2 separate regions of the Mus musculus genome follow, and region 1 is linked to region 2. Evidence: chromatin loops called from intact Hi-C (ENCODE). Cell type or tissue: left cerebral cortex. All regions are shown on one strand.

Region 1 (8,000 bases), 55 kb before region 2:
TTTCTTGCTTGCTTTCAAGGTGAGGTTTCTCTGTGTTGCCCTGGCTGTCCTGGAACTTGTTCTGTAGACAAGGATAGCCTCAAATTCAGAGGTCTGCCTGCCTCTGCCTCCTGAGTGCTGGGATTAAAGGTGTGAGCAACCATGTCCAACTAACATAATCTTTTCTTTTTAAGAATTCCTTTGACCAGTGTCCAGAGTGAGCAGGGCCCGGAGTGAGCAGGAGCCAGAGCAATGGGGTGGGGGTGGGGTGGGGGGAGGGTGTGTAGGGAGGGGGCGCAGAGCAAGAGGGAGATAGAGAAAGGGGAGGGAGGAGAATTCCTCTGGCCAAAGAACACCAAAGTCCACATATCTAATTACATGTGTTCATCTCCTGCCTTCAAGTTATTGTTCTCTTGCCAGTATCTGCATTTAGGCTTCCAATTCACATCCCTCAAAAATATCAGGGTACATGCCAAGTTTAATCCTTCTAGCCATTCCCAATCATGGGTACCCTGGAGCTATGCCCCACAAATGCTGCCTGGGAGATAGAGCCCAGATCTGCCACAAGAGGACCGGGATGTGGAAATGCTGTAATACTCTGTTCCTATCCATTTCTTCTTAAAAGATGTCCTCATTTTTATTTTTCTATTTCAGTCTGAGCACCTGCATATACACATGCTCACCACATTCGTGCTTGGTGCCCATGAAGGCCAGAGCAGGTGTTCTGTTGCCTAGACTGTGAGCCATGAGACGTTGGTTCTGGGAACCAAACCTGGGTCCCTATGACAGCAGCAATGGTGCTCTTCACAGCCAAGCCCCGCCCCGATTTCCCAAGTACTTGACCCCAGTCTCTCTAGCCCCGCCCCGATTTCCCAAGTACTTGACCCCAGTCTCTCTAGCCCCGCCCCTATTTCCCAAGTACTTGACCCCAGTCATCATCCTCTCGCCTTGGAAAGTTTCTGTGCCTCTGCTCTGCAGGCTGCTGGGATTACCTGAATCTCCAGTCGTGTTGAGAGATCCCATCAGATGCTTGCTTCCAGCATGGACAGTTTCCAACACTGCAGAAGCCCAGTGCAGATCTGCTGGCCATCGTCATGTCACTTTGCCAAATCAGGTCACTGAACAGCCTTCTGTAGTCTCCATCTCTCAAAGGTTTTTTTTTTTTTTTTTTTTTTTTTTTTTTTTTTGTCTGATTGGTGCATTCAAAACCATCCATTGGAGTCGCTATGGACAGACGTTAGAAGTAAAAGGCTCAAGGCTGATTGCTATCCATTCGCAGAAAGTGACGTGAACCCTGTCTCTGCAGGTTTCCAGTATTGCAGCCTAGGTCGGCTATGATTGCTTCTTCCTCTCTCAGGGCCACTTGACAGGTGATCTTAAAAGTTGTGTGACTTTTAAGTATATCATGAATCTCCACGAGCCTTGTTGCCCCATTTAGTAAATAATAATAAATCCATAATTAAGCTAATGTAGGAACAATAAAATTTCTATGTTCTGCTTAGAACATTGGTCCATTAGAAGTGTCCTGTGTGTACTAGCAGATATTATTTTGTATGTGTAAACATGGTGGCCATCCCATCTTAGATCTAAGTTCACATTTTTTCATCAGAGATGTATCCCCCTATATGCTGGAAGAAGCAACAGGTAGTAGGCCTGGGTTTTATTATATATATTAGAACCACTTCAGTAAAAAATTACTGAAATGATCAAGTTTTGCTCTGGACTGTCCCCTAGAGGCCTAACCTAGCCTTTGGCACTATTGAAGGTAACAGAACCTTCCAAAATTGTGGCCTAGATGGTGGTCCAGGTAACTGTGGGTCGTTTCTGAAGGGATCATGGAGCCATGATCTATTTTCTCTCTGTTAGCCTTTCTTTTCTGCTCCGCCCCACAGTTACCTGGCAATAGCCAGGTGTGCCTGACTCACTATAAAAGGGGCTGCCTGCCCCCTCCTCACTCTCTTGCTCTCTTGCTCTCTTCCCCCTCCGCCCCTTCTCTCCCCATTCCCCTCCCCCCTCTCCACATGCATTCTCTCTCTCCTCACCCCCTCTCCCCCTCCCCCCGCGGCCTTTCTTTGTCTCTACTACCCCCTCAACTCCTCTCCCCATGGCCTAAATAAACTCTGTTCTATACTATACAGCTAGTATATACTATTCTATACTATACGGTTGTTGTGTGGCTGGTACCTCAGGGGGAAGGGATGCCTCAGGGGCCTGCAGAGGCACCCCCATCTCCCACACCATACCACGTCTCCACCAAACATATCCCTGGCTTCCTTCTCTTTTTCATAAATCACAGCACTTTTCCCTTCATCTTGATGAGATCAGATTCCTCTGCCACACACTCACACACACATAACCACATAACGTGACAGCAAGATGCCCATGGATCTTGCTTTAAATATAGATGGCAGATGGTTTACAGCTTTAGTGAAAGCACACTTGGCTGGCATGCATAAGGTCCTGGGTTCAATCCCCAGCACTGCAAGAAAGAACTAAATAAAACACAGATCTGAATCATCAGGTCTAGGCTAAGGCTTTTTTTTTTATTTTTTATTTTTTTACCTGTCCTGGCTATCTGGGTTGTCTGGAACTTGCTTTGTAGACCAGGCTGGCCTTAAACTCACAGAGATCCACCTGCCTCTGCCCTCCAAGTGATTGGATTAAAGGCATGCACCACCACACCTGACTAATTTTTTTTTTTTTTTTAATTTCTAACCATCTCCTACATCATATGGATATTCTGGCCTACAGACACCTTGTTTTTGGGGTTTTTTTTTTTGTTTGTTTGTTTGTTTTTTGGTGGGTTTTTTTTTTTTTTTTTTTTTTTTGGTTTTTCGAGACAGGGTTTCTCTGTGTAGCCCTGGCTGTCCTGGAACTCACTCTGTAGACCAGGCTGGCCTCGAACTCAGAAATCTGCCTGTCTCTGCCACCCAAGTGCTGGGACTAAAGGCGTGCGCCACCACCGCCTGGCCTACAGACACACTTTAAACTGCAAGGTTTTATTTAAGTGTGATTTACAGAACATAAAATTCGCTCACTCTAAGTGTAGACTTTGATTTAAAAAAAAAGATTTATTTATTTATTTTATGTATATGAGTACACTGTATCTGTCTTCAGACACACCAGAAGAGAGTGTCAGATCCCATTACAGATGGCTGTGAGCCACCATGTGGTTGCTGGGAATTGAACACAGGACCATCTGGAAGAGCAGCCAGTGCTTTTAACTGCTGAGCCATCTCTCCAAGCCCCCAGATTTGGATGTATTCAAAAGATCTTTTTTTTTTTTTTTTTTTTTTTTTTTACTTTTTAAATCACATGTGCTTGAGTGTGAGTGTGGTGTGAGCACAGACTCCAGTCTACAGACTCCAGAAGGCTTCAGGTGCCCTAGAACTGGCATGACAGGTGGCTGTGAGCTCAGAAGCTGGGACACAGAAGCTGGGAACTGCACTCGGGATCTCCTGCAGGAGGACCCACGTTCTTGCCCACTGAGCCATCTCTCCGGCCCCGAGCTCAGTATTTTTGAAAGCATTCACTAAGTTCCACTACCACCATGCTGAACCAGTTTGGGCGTGTTTTCATAATCCAAAGAAGATCTCTTATGGTCGTTTAGAGTGGACACCAACTCCCGCCCTCAACCCCAAACAACTCCTGCATTCCACCCTGTTTCCTGAATTTTCCTATTCCAGGACTCAAACAATATGTGGTGTGGTGAGTCTGGCTTCTTTCACAGAGAATCATGAATTTGCAATTGACTGCTATAGGTTCGAGGGTTGGCACTTAATTCCTTTTTGTCTCTAGCTTTAGTGCAGATAAGCCATTCTCTATTTAGCCATTGGCAAGTCGCCAGACTTGAGGTTGATTCAGTATTTTAAACATTTGTGTCTTGGTGAAGGAATGTCATGTGTGTGTGTGAGCTTGCGGAGGCCAGAAGGGGTCTCGGAGATCCTAGAGCTAGAGTTACAGACACTTGGGAGTCACCCAGTGTGGGTGCCGGGAATCAAACCCTGGGTCCTCTGGAAGTGCAGCAAGCACCCTTGACCTCTGAGCCATCTCTCCGGCCTTTGGTTGCATATTTTGAACCACAGGAACACTACGTCTGTGAAGACTACACACAGGCTTTGTGTACAGGCATTTCCATGTCTCTCTGGAGGAGTAGCTGTATAGTATCCATCCTGCTATACAGAGTAACAGTTCTCAGGACCAAAGACCTGGTCTTCTTCTATGAAGCAGTTTTAGTTCTAAGTCAGGGCTTGGTCTTTGCACTATTGGTATTTTAAGTCAAACCCTTCTTTTATGGGCTGGGGGTGGGGAGTGGGGGTGGCTCAGTGTGTAACAGTATCCACTGCACAGCATAAGGACCCGAGTCTGGATCTCTAGAACACACATAAAAACAGCGCTGGGAAAGAGGAGAGACAGGTGGATCCTGGGAGCTTGCTGGTTAGCCAGCCCTGGGAGCCAAAGTGCTGAACATCAGGTTCAGTGAGAGACCCAGCATCAAGAGGATAAGCTGAAGAGCAATAGAGAGGGATGCCAGTGTCCTCCTCTGGCATCTGCACACACATACAGGTAGCCCTAGGTTCCTGCACACACGTGTATGCCCATACATGTACCACATACACAAAAATAGTAAAATAAAATAATTCATTGCCCCCTCCTCCTTCTGTCTGCTAGGGATTTGAATCCAGGGTCTTATATCCACTAGGCAGGTCCCCCACTACCTGTCAACACCCCTGCTCCCAATGCCAGATAATTCATTGTCATGAAGGGATAACCCCATGGGGTACTGTGATATGCCAAGAAGTATCCTTGGCCTCAACCTGATAGATACTGGCTATTCCCCAACATCCACTGTGTCAACCAAATGTTTCCAGATGTTTCCAAATGTCTCCTAGGAGCACAGTGCCCCTGCATGAGAATCCCTGAGCAGCGACGTTCCACTCAGTCTATGGAAACCATGGCATCCCTGCTCCCGACTCAGGGGATTTAGTCATTGAACGCATGGGGCTGTCCTGTCCTCCACAAGTACTGGAGAGTCAGTGTGGTGGAGGGGGGGGGAGGGCGGGGGGGGGAGGAGTGTTCTGCATTGACATCCTACATGTTGCTTTATTTAATGTGTTCGTTCTCTAGTGGGTTGGTGTGTGTGTGTGTGCGCTCACACACACACACACACACACACACACACACACACACGCACGCACGCACGCACACACGCACGCAGGCACGCGTGCACTTTTTCTTTAACTGGGCCAAGAGAGACAGGAGAGGGTTACAGATGGCCCAGGCTGCAGTCTCTGGCTGCTTAATTCAGATCATCCTGTCCTGGTGGTATCTATTTCAGAACTGTTTAACACAACATGCGATAGGTACCCAGAGTATTTATACAGCTCTGCACACAAGAAGCACAAAACCAAGCGGGAGAGAAAAAAATGGCTGTTGTTTTGAACTTCCAGACAGGCATCTCTTTCTCTCCTCTGAACAGTACTTTGCTTTAGGTATTGAAGATTATTAGCTTCTTGCTCTGGGCCACTGGCAGACTGAAAATCCTATTATGTAGTCTTCACACTGTGGAAGTTCAAGGAGGTTTCAGGAGGCCCCTCCTGGCACATACCACTTTACCAGGCCCAGGATGCAGACAGGCAAGGGTTGCAACTACTATCTATATCCATCAAGCAAGCAATCTAGAACTTGGAGGCTTCACACAGTGATTTGTGATTGTACGGGATTCTGTGGCTTGGACACATCTGTGTAGATCTGTTGAGTTTACCTGGGTTTACTTAGGGGGCTGCACTGAACCGGGAATGTTGGCATGGCTCAAGGAAGAACCTGTGTGGTCACAGGTGCAGACAGGTACCTGGGAAGAGCTTTGTGACTCCCCCCAGCTCCAGTATCCTAGCGCTTTGTTGGGGTGGTCTCTGGGCGCTAGGAGTTTGGTAGCAAAAGCTAATAGATTGTGTAAGTCCTGGCTCTGGAGCTCAGGGGACAAACTTAACACACAGTTGGTCAAAGGCCATCATAAGGCCAATCCAGTCAAAGGGGCTTAAGAAGGCAGACTCCTGCTCTGAGACAGAGGAGCAGAGATGTGGCCAGTAGGAGCACAGGGGACAGGACAGTGGCCAAGCACCTTCTTGCAGGCATGCAGTCTTGAGTTTGAACCCCAGAGCCCACATAGAATGTAGAAGTGTGTCTTTTAATTCAACCCTGAGGAAGATGGGGCCCAGAGGACTTGGGGCTCACTGGAAAGCCAGTCTAGCTGAGTTGGTGAGCTCCAAGCCCACAAAAGACCTTGCCTCATAGACAAACAGCATTCCTGAGGACGACGCCGAGTTTGCGTTGCACTGATAGGCACACACGTGCACCTGTGTAGACACACATGTTTTATATTTTGGGGGGCAGGGGAGACAGGAGCTCTCTACGAAGACCAGGCTGTTCTCAAACTCACAGAGATCCTCCTGCCTCTCCCTCCCAAGTTCTGAAACTCAAGACACATGTCACCACGCCTAGTCTCATTTGTATTTTTAAATCTTATTTTAGTCTTCCTCTGTGTAGGAGGGAGTGTTTATGTGCTTATGTGTGTGAGTGCAGGTGCCTTCGGAGGTCAGGGACATCAGATGCCCTGGAGTTGGAATTATAGGTAATTGTGAACCCTTCCCCCACATGCAGACATTTAAAAAAAAAGGAGGGGGGGGAGAGAGGAAGGAAGGAAGGAAGGAAGGAAGGAAGGAAGGAAGAGACATCCTATTATGGAGGGGTCAGTTGAATAAAATGGAGTTCACAGAGGACCCTTATCATAATGAGCATGTGACCCCTCTGGGCATCTGACACCGTGCCAGCACCCCAGATGTGCACACAAATGTACATAGGTGTATATTTTCACCAGAATGGCCAAGCTGGTATTTACCACTTATACCCAAAGAACTGTCAATGACATGTGTCAGGCCTATTGAGTAGACGACTTTTCCTTGGCTCTGGCATCTAAGAACACGTTCACTGTCCTGGTTATCAGGTGGTGACATTAAACCCTTGAGATGTTTGTTGAGCAGGGTGCGGTGGCGCACGCCTTTAATCCCAGCACTCTGGAGGCAGAGGCAGGCGGATTTCTGAGTTCGAGGCCAGCCTGGTCTACAAAGTGAGTTCCAGGACAGCCAGGAATATACAGAGAAACCCTGTCTCGAAAAACAAACAAAAAAAAAAAACCAAAAAAACCTTGAGATGTGACTTGTCTCCACCCACTGATACAGTGGTGGCGCACTTTGCTCGTATCTCACTGATGTGACTCCCAGTTCCTTGGTAGGAAAAAGAATAGGACCTAACACAGTGAGTCCAATCAAAATGAAGTTTCCCAGTGACTCAGAGTCATAGCCTGAATATCCAAGGGACTCTACTATGACATAAACCCAAGCGCTAAGGAACCAAGGACAGTCCCCTCCTCTGTGCAAAGGAAAATAGAGACAATGCGAGACAGTGGTAGCACTGGGAAGAAAGAAACGAGATTGGTGGCGCCTTAGAAAAGGCACCACCTGGCTCAGTTAGGGTTCCCATTGCTGCAAAGAGAAGCAAGGTACCAAGGTAGCTCTTATAATGACATTTATAAGCTCATATAAAAAACATTTAATTGGGGCTGGCTTACGGGTTTAGAGGTTCAGTCCATTATCATCACGGCAGCATCCAGGCAGGCATGGGGCTGGAGGAGCAGAGAGTTCTACATCTTGATGGGAAGGTAGCCAGAAGATAGTCTTCTGCAGGCAGGCAGGAGGAGGCTTTCTTCTGCACTGGGCAGAGCCTGAGTTTAGGACCTCAAATCCCAACCCCCACACTTCCTCTAACAAGGCCATGCCCACTCAAACAAGGGCACACCTCCTAATAGTGTCACTCCCTGTGGGCCAAGCATTCAAACACATGAGTCTGTGGGGGCCAAACCTACTCAAACCACTACAGACAGCCTGAGAGGCTTTTGACTTCTGAGTGATTCGTACAGGAACTAAAAACTGGCTGGGGTCTGTCTGACCCAAAACTTGTTTACA
Region 2 (8,000 bases):
TCTATCTATCTATCTATCTGTGTGTGTGTGTGTATTTTTTTCAAGACAGGGTTTCTCTGTATAGCCCTGGCTATTATGAAACTCACTCTGTAGACCAGGCTAGCCTCAGACTCAGAGATCCGCCTGCCTCTGCCACCCAAAAGCTGGGATTAATGGTGTGTGCCACCTCCACCTGGTTAGAGGTTCTTTTTTTTTTTTTTTTTTTTTTTCTGTTTATTTTCAAAGCTTTCTACCAAAGCTGCTATCATGGGATGGTAGCCACTTGTTGAGGGGCAGGCTCTTTGCATAGCAGCATTTCCTTCGCATTTTCTCCGTGGTGTGAGAGTATGAGTGTATGTGTGTGTGTGTGTACATGTAGGTGTGATTACACATGCAGAGGCCTATATGTATGCATATGCGCATGGGTGTGGAGGCCAGAGTCAATCTTGCTTACCATTCTGGAAGAGCCAGCATCTTGTTTGAAACAGACCTGGAGCTCATTAATAAGAGAAGGCAGACTGGTCAGTGAAACCCGGGATCCTCCTGTCTCCGCCTATCCAGCTCTGACATAGTATACCCCACCGTATCAAGCTTTTTACATGATACAGGGGATTAAAGTCAAATCCTCATGCCTCCACCCCAAGTAGTTACTGACTGAGTTATCTCCCCTTTAGGGAGAAGAATAAAATAAAATTCCCATTTAATTTTTTTTCTTGATCAGCCCAGTAGCAGATTGTCCCTTTGTAATACCGAGGAAACAGATATCAGTATAAATCTATAACCATCTTATTTATAGCACAGGCCTTAGGCAAAACAACCGTTTGCCACAAAGTACAAACCACAGCAGCGCATCCAATGGTTCCTATAGCTGCCTCGGAAGATCCGATAAGCACTCCCCAAAGACTCACTGCCATTCACGCACTGTTCAAGGTTGAGTTTGGCTTATGCCATGTTCTGTTTGCAAACTTTCCCTTGCGGAGACATCCTGTGAACAGAGAGGAGTGTCTGCAGGGCACGAGGGAGGCCAGAAAACACAGAAGAGGTACTGGAGGTGATTTATGATGTAAAAGAAAGGACAGCTGGAAGCTTTACAAGAGTGGGCTGGAGAGGGGCTGGAGAGAGAGAGAGATGGCTCAGTGGTTAAGAGAACTGACTGCTCTTCCGAAGGTCATGAGTTCAAATCCCAGCAACCACATGGTGGCTTACAACCATCCATAATGAGATCTGGTGCGTCTGAAGACAGCAACAGTGTACTTATGTATAATAATAAATAAATCTTAAAGGGAGGGGACTGGAGAGACGCCTCTGCACTTGAATGCTGGCTGCTCTTTCAGAGCACCCAGGTTCCATTTCCAGCAACAACAGAGCAGCTCATAACTCTTTGATACCAGGTCCAGGTGAGCTGGCACCCTCTTCTTGGCCTCCATAGGAGTCAGGCATTTATATAGTACACACACACACACACACACACACACACTCACACACCTGTGTGTGCACACATACATACACACACACATCACACACCATACACACTCAGTCAAAATATTCATCCATATAGACTAAAATTAAATAAATCTGACACACAAACATACACCGCATTGCACACCACACACAGTCAAAACATTCATCCATATAGAATGAATGGAATAAAATTAAATCTCTCTCTCCCTCTCTCTCTCTCTCTCTCTCTCTCTCTCTCATTCTCTCTCACACACACACACACACACACACACACCACAGCACACATACGCAGTCAAAACATTCATCCATATAAACTAAAGTAAATCCATCTTTTAAAAATTGTATCAAAGCCGGGCAGTGGTGGCACACACCAGGGCTATACAGAGAAACCCTGTCTCGAAAAATAAAATAAAATTGTAACAAGAAGAAACAAGGGTCAATTTGGAGCCTTCAGTAGCAGCTCATGAGTCTCACTGCCAGGAACCCCATTTGTTCCAGGAATCCCAGTTAACTTTGAACTTCAGAAAAGCAGAGAATCATTTCTCAGCCAGACAGGGACTACATCCAAGTAGGACACAGCTATACTAAAGAAACATTCCTTTTTCATCTTGTGGTGGTTTGAATATGCTTGGTCCATAGGGAGTAGTACTGTGGGGAAGTGGGCTTTGAGACCCTCCTCCTAGCTGCCTGGAAGACAGTCTGCTCCTGCCTTCCTTTCAGTGAAGATGTAGAACTCTCAGCTCCTCCTGCACCATGCCTGCCTGGATGCTGCCGTGCTTCCCACCTTGATGATAATGGATTGAACCTCTGAACCTGTAAGCCAGCCCCAATTAAATGTTGTCCTTGGTCATGGTGTCTGTTCACAGCAGTAAAACCTTAACTGAGACACATCTGGAATTATAAGTTAACTGGATGCCCACATTTTTGTTTGCTAAGTCTGACAATATACACACAGAATCTTTTCCCCCTTTCTTCCTGTCAATAACAGCTCCAGCCCCAGGGCATGTAAGCCCAGCTGGAAACCACACTGAGAGAGACACACTGCCCTGCTCTAGAAGTAGCGGTGTAGCTAGATTCTCACCAATCTAAAACAAGTGAATGAGAAGCAAGTAGAGGGCTGGAGAGATGACTCAGTGGTTAAGAGCACTGACTACACTTCCAGAGGTCCTGAGTTCAATTCCCAGCACCCACGTGGTGGCTCACAACCATCTGTAATTCTGTAATGGGATCCAATGATGCCCTCTTCTGGTGTGTCTGAAGATGGCTATAGTGTACTCATATGCATAAAATAAATAGGTAAATCTTTAGTAGGAGGGAGAAGGTAAGAGGTGGGGGAGGGGAGGGTGGGGGAGGGGAGGGGAAGAAGAAGAAGGAGGAGGAGGAGGAGGAGGAGGAGGAGGAGGAGGAGGAGGAGAAGAAGAAGAAGAAGAAGAAGAAGAAGAAGAAGAAGAAGAAGAAGAAGAAGAAGAAGAAGAAGAAGAAGAAGAAGAAGAAGAAAGAGGAGTAGAAGAGTAGTCGTGTGAGTTGCGGAGATCTTCACCTCATAGTCAGAGACCCAGTAGAGAAGAAAAGAAGTTTATCAAAGACCAGACATCAATCTGCAGAGAGAGAAGGTAAGGTAAAAACGGCTGGGGGTGGGGGAAAGTGGATTTTATATTCCCGATCACATTTCCCTGAATTCCTCATTGGCTGAGTCTTTCAGGGCGGTACACTCTTCCTAGAGTATAGCATTGCCTCCATCCCAAGTTTTTCTATCCTTCACCGTCCTCCCAACTCTTTCCTGAAATGTGGATTCAGTGTCACGTCCAAGTGTAACTTTTCAACCCTAAGATAAATTGAACAGCACCAAGGCAAGAAGACGTCAGTGGCTAGCTGGGGGAGGCAGGAGTCTGGTGTCTTATCTGGGATTCTTGCTGAACTCTAAACACACCTCATACTGAGATGGGGCATAATGGTGTGTTTCTCCGAGCAGCCTGCCCACACAGGCTTCATTTCTTCCCTGAATTCTTGCAGCCTCAAATATGCCAGTGCTGGTGAGCTGAATTATCCTAGATAGACAAGGCATCCTAGAGAGACATCAGAGCAACACCGAAGGAACTCAGCTGCCATTCAACCAACCTTTATGTATGGACTGACACACAATGCAGGGAGAAATTTCTAACTTGTTTAAGTCCCTTTATTGGGAGGAGTGGCTGACTGTTAAAGTAACCTATACATGAAATAAGAGACTTGCCATTTGGGAAGTGAATCTGAGGAGCTCAGAGTTCTTGTCTACAATGTAGTCATTTGGAAACCCAGCAGGATAGATTCCAATACATCCAGGCAGGCTGGGTTGTACATTTTTACCAGTAGGTCCTGGGAGCCTTCTGAAGTCTCTGCCTTCCTCATTTCCATTAATATCCTACAGTTCTAGAAGGCAATTTGCTTCTTGGCACCAAAACTTCCCATAACACACTCTCCTCTTATTTCTCATTTAGCTGCCTCCTTTCTCTCTTCCCTGCTAAGCAGTGAGCTCCATGGAGACTATTATCTGTCTCCATTGCTTGGTCCTCAGAACCTAGCATGGTGTCTGACACACAGGAAGTCCTTGGGAAATAAGGACAGAAGGCGGAGAGGAAGACCAATGCCATCTAGTTCAGCCTTCTATCATGGACAGGAGACCTGCAACTCTCCAGCAGCCTTTTGGACTTTTAGCATCAGATTGGGACTGCTGAAGCACCCAGCCTCCATGGTTCTCAGCCTCTTCAGTGTAAGGTAGAATCACATAAATGATTCTAATAAATGCCCTTAATAACATGTGCCTACTCTATGCACACTGTATCGGTTCTGTTCCTCTAGGGAACTGTTTTAACACGCCGCCGACAATCAGGTTTTGAATTCCTATTTTCCCAATTCCGTGCCACCATCACATATGACTGGGCCAACTTTCCCTTTCCATGTCCCACTCGAAAGGTATGCCTCCTTCCCTCCTTGCGCTTGCTGAAAAGATATAACCTTCTCCCTAAGCATGCAGAAGCTGGATACGGTAGAAGTCCCCTTTAGTATAAGATGATGAAAATTCCTTTTGGGTGGTGGGGTGGGGGCTTGCTGGTTAGAGTTATCACAAGGATTAGCACTTTATCCAGGAGGTAAAAGACTCATGGAGATGCAGATAGAAGAGACACAAGGAGTTGGGGGGAAATGTAAATAACATGAGGAAATTCTGCACCTTGCACGGAGCTCAGCCAACCATGGTGGCAGAGTCCACCCACCCATGGTGGGTTGCACGGAGCCATGCCATCCACAGCAGGATGCTTAGAAGGATTGCCTCCTAGAACACACACTCTTTTCCAGGGGAGACTGTTGTGTGAGACTCTTCCGTTGAAGGCAACACACACGCGTATAGACACATGCACAAGTGCGTGTGCACACACGCACACACCACCACCACCATCCATCCCAGAAAGGAAACCCACAACAGCTCAAAGTAACGACTGCATCAAAGACCAACTTGATGAACCAATGAGTGTCTTTGAGGTTACTAACAGGAGTGTGGGTGAGGGGTTACATACAGGAGCAGAGCAGGGGTGAGGGGTTACGTACAGGAGGAGGGGTGACTCAAAAGCAACTGCAGCGCTAAAGGGCCCAACCCAGTGTGGGCAATCACACACCAAAGCTGGTCACCCACAGGCACCCAGGTCGCAGAGAGTTCTCTCAGCCACGCTGCTCAGGGTCTCCCCCTACACTTCCACACAAACCCCGCCCCCGCCGCCTCCCTCCCCCGCAGCTGATTACTGCTTCTAGATAAAGATGGGGGAATGGGCTGTGGCCAGGAGGATCTTCCAAGTTTCAGTTTTCCCAGACATGTGAACTTTGTTTAACTCTGGAGCCTCCTTAGCAGCATCTCTCCCAGAGGGGATGTTTTAGTTAAGAGGAAATCGCTGGACAAGGGGACTCAAGAAGAAGCCACCTCTAGGATAGTCTGTGATGGTGGGAGGTGGGGGGTGGGGAGTGGAGAAGGACTCTATTTCCCCAGCTCTCACTCATCTGTAGTCCAGATCCATTCCTAAACTTCACAGCTGTGTTAAGTTACCACCTGGGCTGTCCTAGCGGCTGGGTGTGGTGTCACCCAGAAAGGGAGGGGCAACTCTGTGGGAAGGCTGCGGACTGGGGAGAAAACGGAAGAACACAGTTTAGGGGATCTGAGGTGGTCAACGCAGCCCCCTGGGGAACCACTCAGTACATTCATGCCCTTCCATATAGGGCCGCATTGAGTCTTTAAAAACAAAACTAGGAGCCGGGCAGTGGTGGGTGCGCTTTTAATCCCAGCATTTGGGAGGCAGAGGCAGGTGGATTTTTGAGTTGGAGGCCAACCTAGTCTACAGAGTGAGTTCCAGGACAGCCAGGGCTACACAGAAAAACCCTGCGTCAAAACAACAAAACAAAAAACAAACAAAAAAACGGGCTGGCAAGATGGCTCAGTGGGTAGAGGTAAGTGCTGCCAAACCTGACACCCCAAGTTTGATCCTCAGAAGCCACAGGGTGGGAGGAAGAGAGCTCACCCTTGCAGGTTGTCCTCTGACCTCCACTTGCCCATCCCAGTGCATGCAGAATCCACAAATATATGAACACAAAATGAAGAAGTAAATGTAAAACAAATTAACAACAACAAAAACAGAAATAAAGAACACCAGCTCTCAGGCTGGAGAGATGGCTCAGTGGTTAAGAGCACTGACTGCCCTTCCAGAGGTCCTGAGTTCAAATTCCAGCAACCACATGGTGGCTCACAGCTATCTGTAATGGGATCTGATGCCCTCTTCTGGTCTGTCTGAAGGTAGTGACAATGTACTCACATACATTAAATAAATAAGTAAATCTTAAAGAAAGAAAGAAAAAGAAAGAAAGAAAGAAAGAAAGAAAGAAAGAAAGAAAGAAAGAAAGAAAGGAAGGAAGGAAGGAAGGAAGGAAGGAAGAAGAAAAAGAAAACCAACTTTCTCTCTCTAAAGGATCTCACTGCTTCCCAGTTTTACCATGCTCTGGGCTTCACTCTGGGGAACCCAGTCCCCAGCCCATGAACCTTTGAAGGGCAAAGCACTTCTAAGCAGCTTAACTCCTCTGGATATACACTCAGATCTAGAGTATTTGGGGATGGAGGGTGTCTAAATTGGACTAACGTGTCTTATTGACTTAATCTATTCTAGATTAGTGGCTCTCATCTTTCCTACTGCTGCCACCCTTAATCCTCATGCTGTGGTGACCCCAACGATAAAATTATTTCACTGCTACTTCGTAACTGTATCTATGCTACTGTTGTGAATTGTGATGTAAATATCTGTGTTTTCCAATGGTCTTAGGCTACCCCTGTGAAGGGTTCGTTCAACATCCGTTGTGACCCACAGGTTGATAACAGCTGTTCTAGATCCAATCCCCTACCTTCTCAAGGAGGCAAGTCTTTTCTATCAAAACACCCATCCTAAACCTGGTTCCTGATTCATCCTGGACCAATGCATGATGGGAATGTGAGTTATGGATGACCTGCCACCCAGTGTTCTCACCAAAAGGAGAAAAATAAACATCTGGAAAGGCAATTTCCCCTGTGCTGTTTGAACCTGCTTGGCTTGTTATAACCCTGGGGTTAGTTAATTACAAACAGGATAAACGGGACAAGAGAATGGGCAGGGAGATTGGCAGGGAGCCAACAAATCCACGGACCCCCCTGAAGCCCTTGAGGGTGTTTTGTGGAAGTGAGGAGGAAGACAAGGGGTCAGCAATCGAGGAGGAGGCTCAGCAGCTGGTAGGGGAGGGGAGTTCAGGCTGCTGAAAGAAATGTTGCCAAGAGCACCATTTTGTTGGCTGGCTAGGAGGCTCAGATTGAGCAATACCTGAGATTTCAAACAGAACACTGAAAAGCGCATTCCTTATGAATTTTTAAAATCAGCTCGGTCTCCTTGTCGGAGACCTATAAATTAGAAGAAACACAGAGAAGCTTCGGGGTTTAGTTCTTCTGTTTCTATGCTAAACCTTATCAGCATGACTCAAGCCAGAAGTTAAAATTGGCGTCTGTTCCTCTTGAGGTCTCCTCGCCACAGGTAGCTGGCTGCAACAGAGAAGCAATCAAAGTCAACTTAAAACTTAAGAATTCATTTTCTTAAGGGACTTCCAGCCCGGGGAACACACCCACACAGAGCTGTGTGCAAGCAGATAATTGGTAGTGAATACATTAAAGGCAAAAGCCTATTCATGTGTCCTGAAATAAGCCAAAGTCTACCAGGGATGACTGGGGAGAAGATTTTAAAAGACAAGTAAGAGGGCTTCATAGCACCCAGACTCTCTGAGGGAGGGTGCTGGGGATGACCTGGGATTCTCAGGCATCTCACCACAGAGCTCCATCCAGAAGCCACAAATACCTAGTTGTTTGGTTGGTTGGTTGGTTTTTTGGTTTTTTGAGACAGGGTTTTTGTTGTTGTTGTTGTTGTTTGTTTGTTTGTTTTGTTTTGTTTTTAGAGCCAGGATTTCTCTGTGTAGCCCTGGCTGTCCTGGAACTCACTCTGTAGCCCAGGCTAGCCTCGAACTCAGAGATC

What was found. A loop is a pair of places that touch in the nucleus more often than their neighbours do. Peaks named below come from ENCODE experiments on the same cell type or tissue, not always from the same donor. Only the 100,000 strongest peaks of a DNase experiment are listed, where the experiment ranks them.
Region 1: a loop joins it to region 2, with 2.5 times the contacts of the local background. A loop is called at or near these places in 3 of 42 quality-filtered maps.

What each region holds. Positions count from the first base shown.
Region 1 is chr5:115,813,016-115,821,015 of GRCm38, reverse strand. No RefSeq gene overlaps it. Among named protein-coding and RNA genes, the nearest start is that of Cit, 29 kb to the left of the region's middle. In left cerebral cortex, no CTCF peak of the experiment used is centred here; DNase peaks (open chromatin) are centred at 2,326 and 4,965.
Region 2 is chr5:115,758,123-115,766,122 of GRCm38, reverse strand. No RefSeq gene overlaps it. Among named protein-coding and RNA genes, the nearest start is that of Bicdl1, 31 kb to the right of the region's middle. In left cerebral cortex, no CTCF peak of the experiment used is centred here; a DNase peak (open chromatin) is centred at 7,569.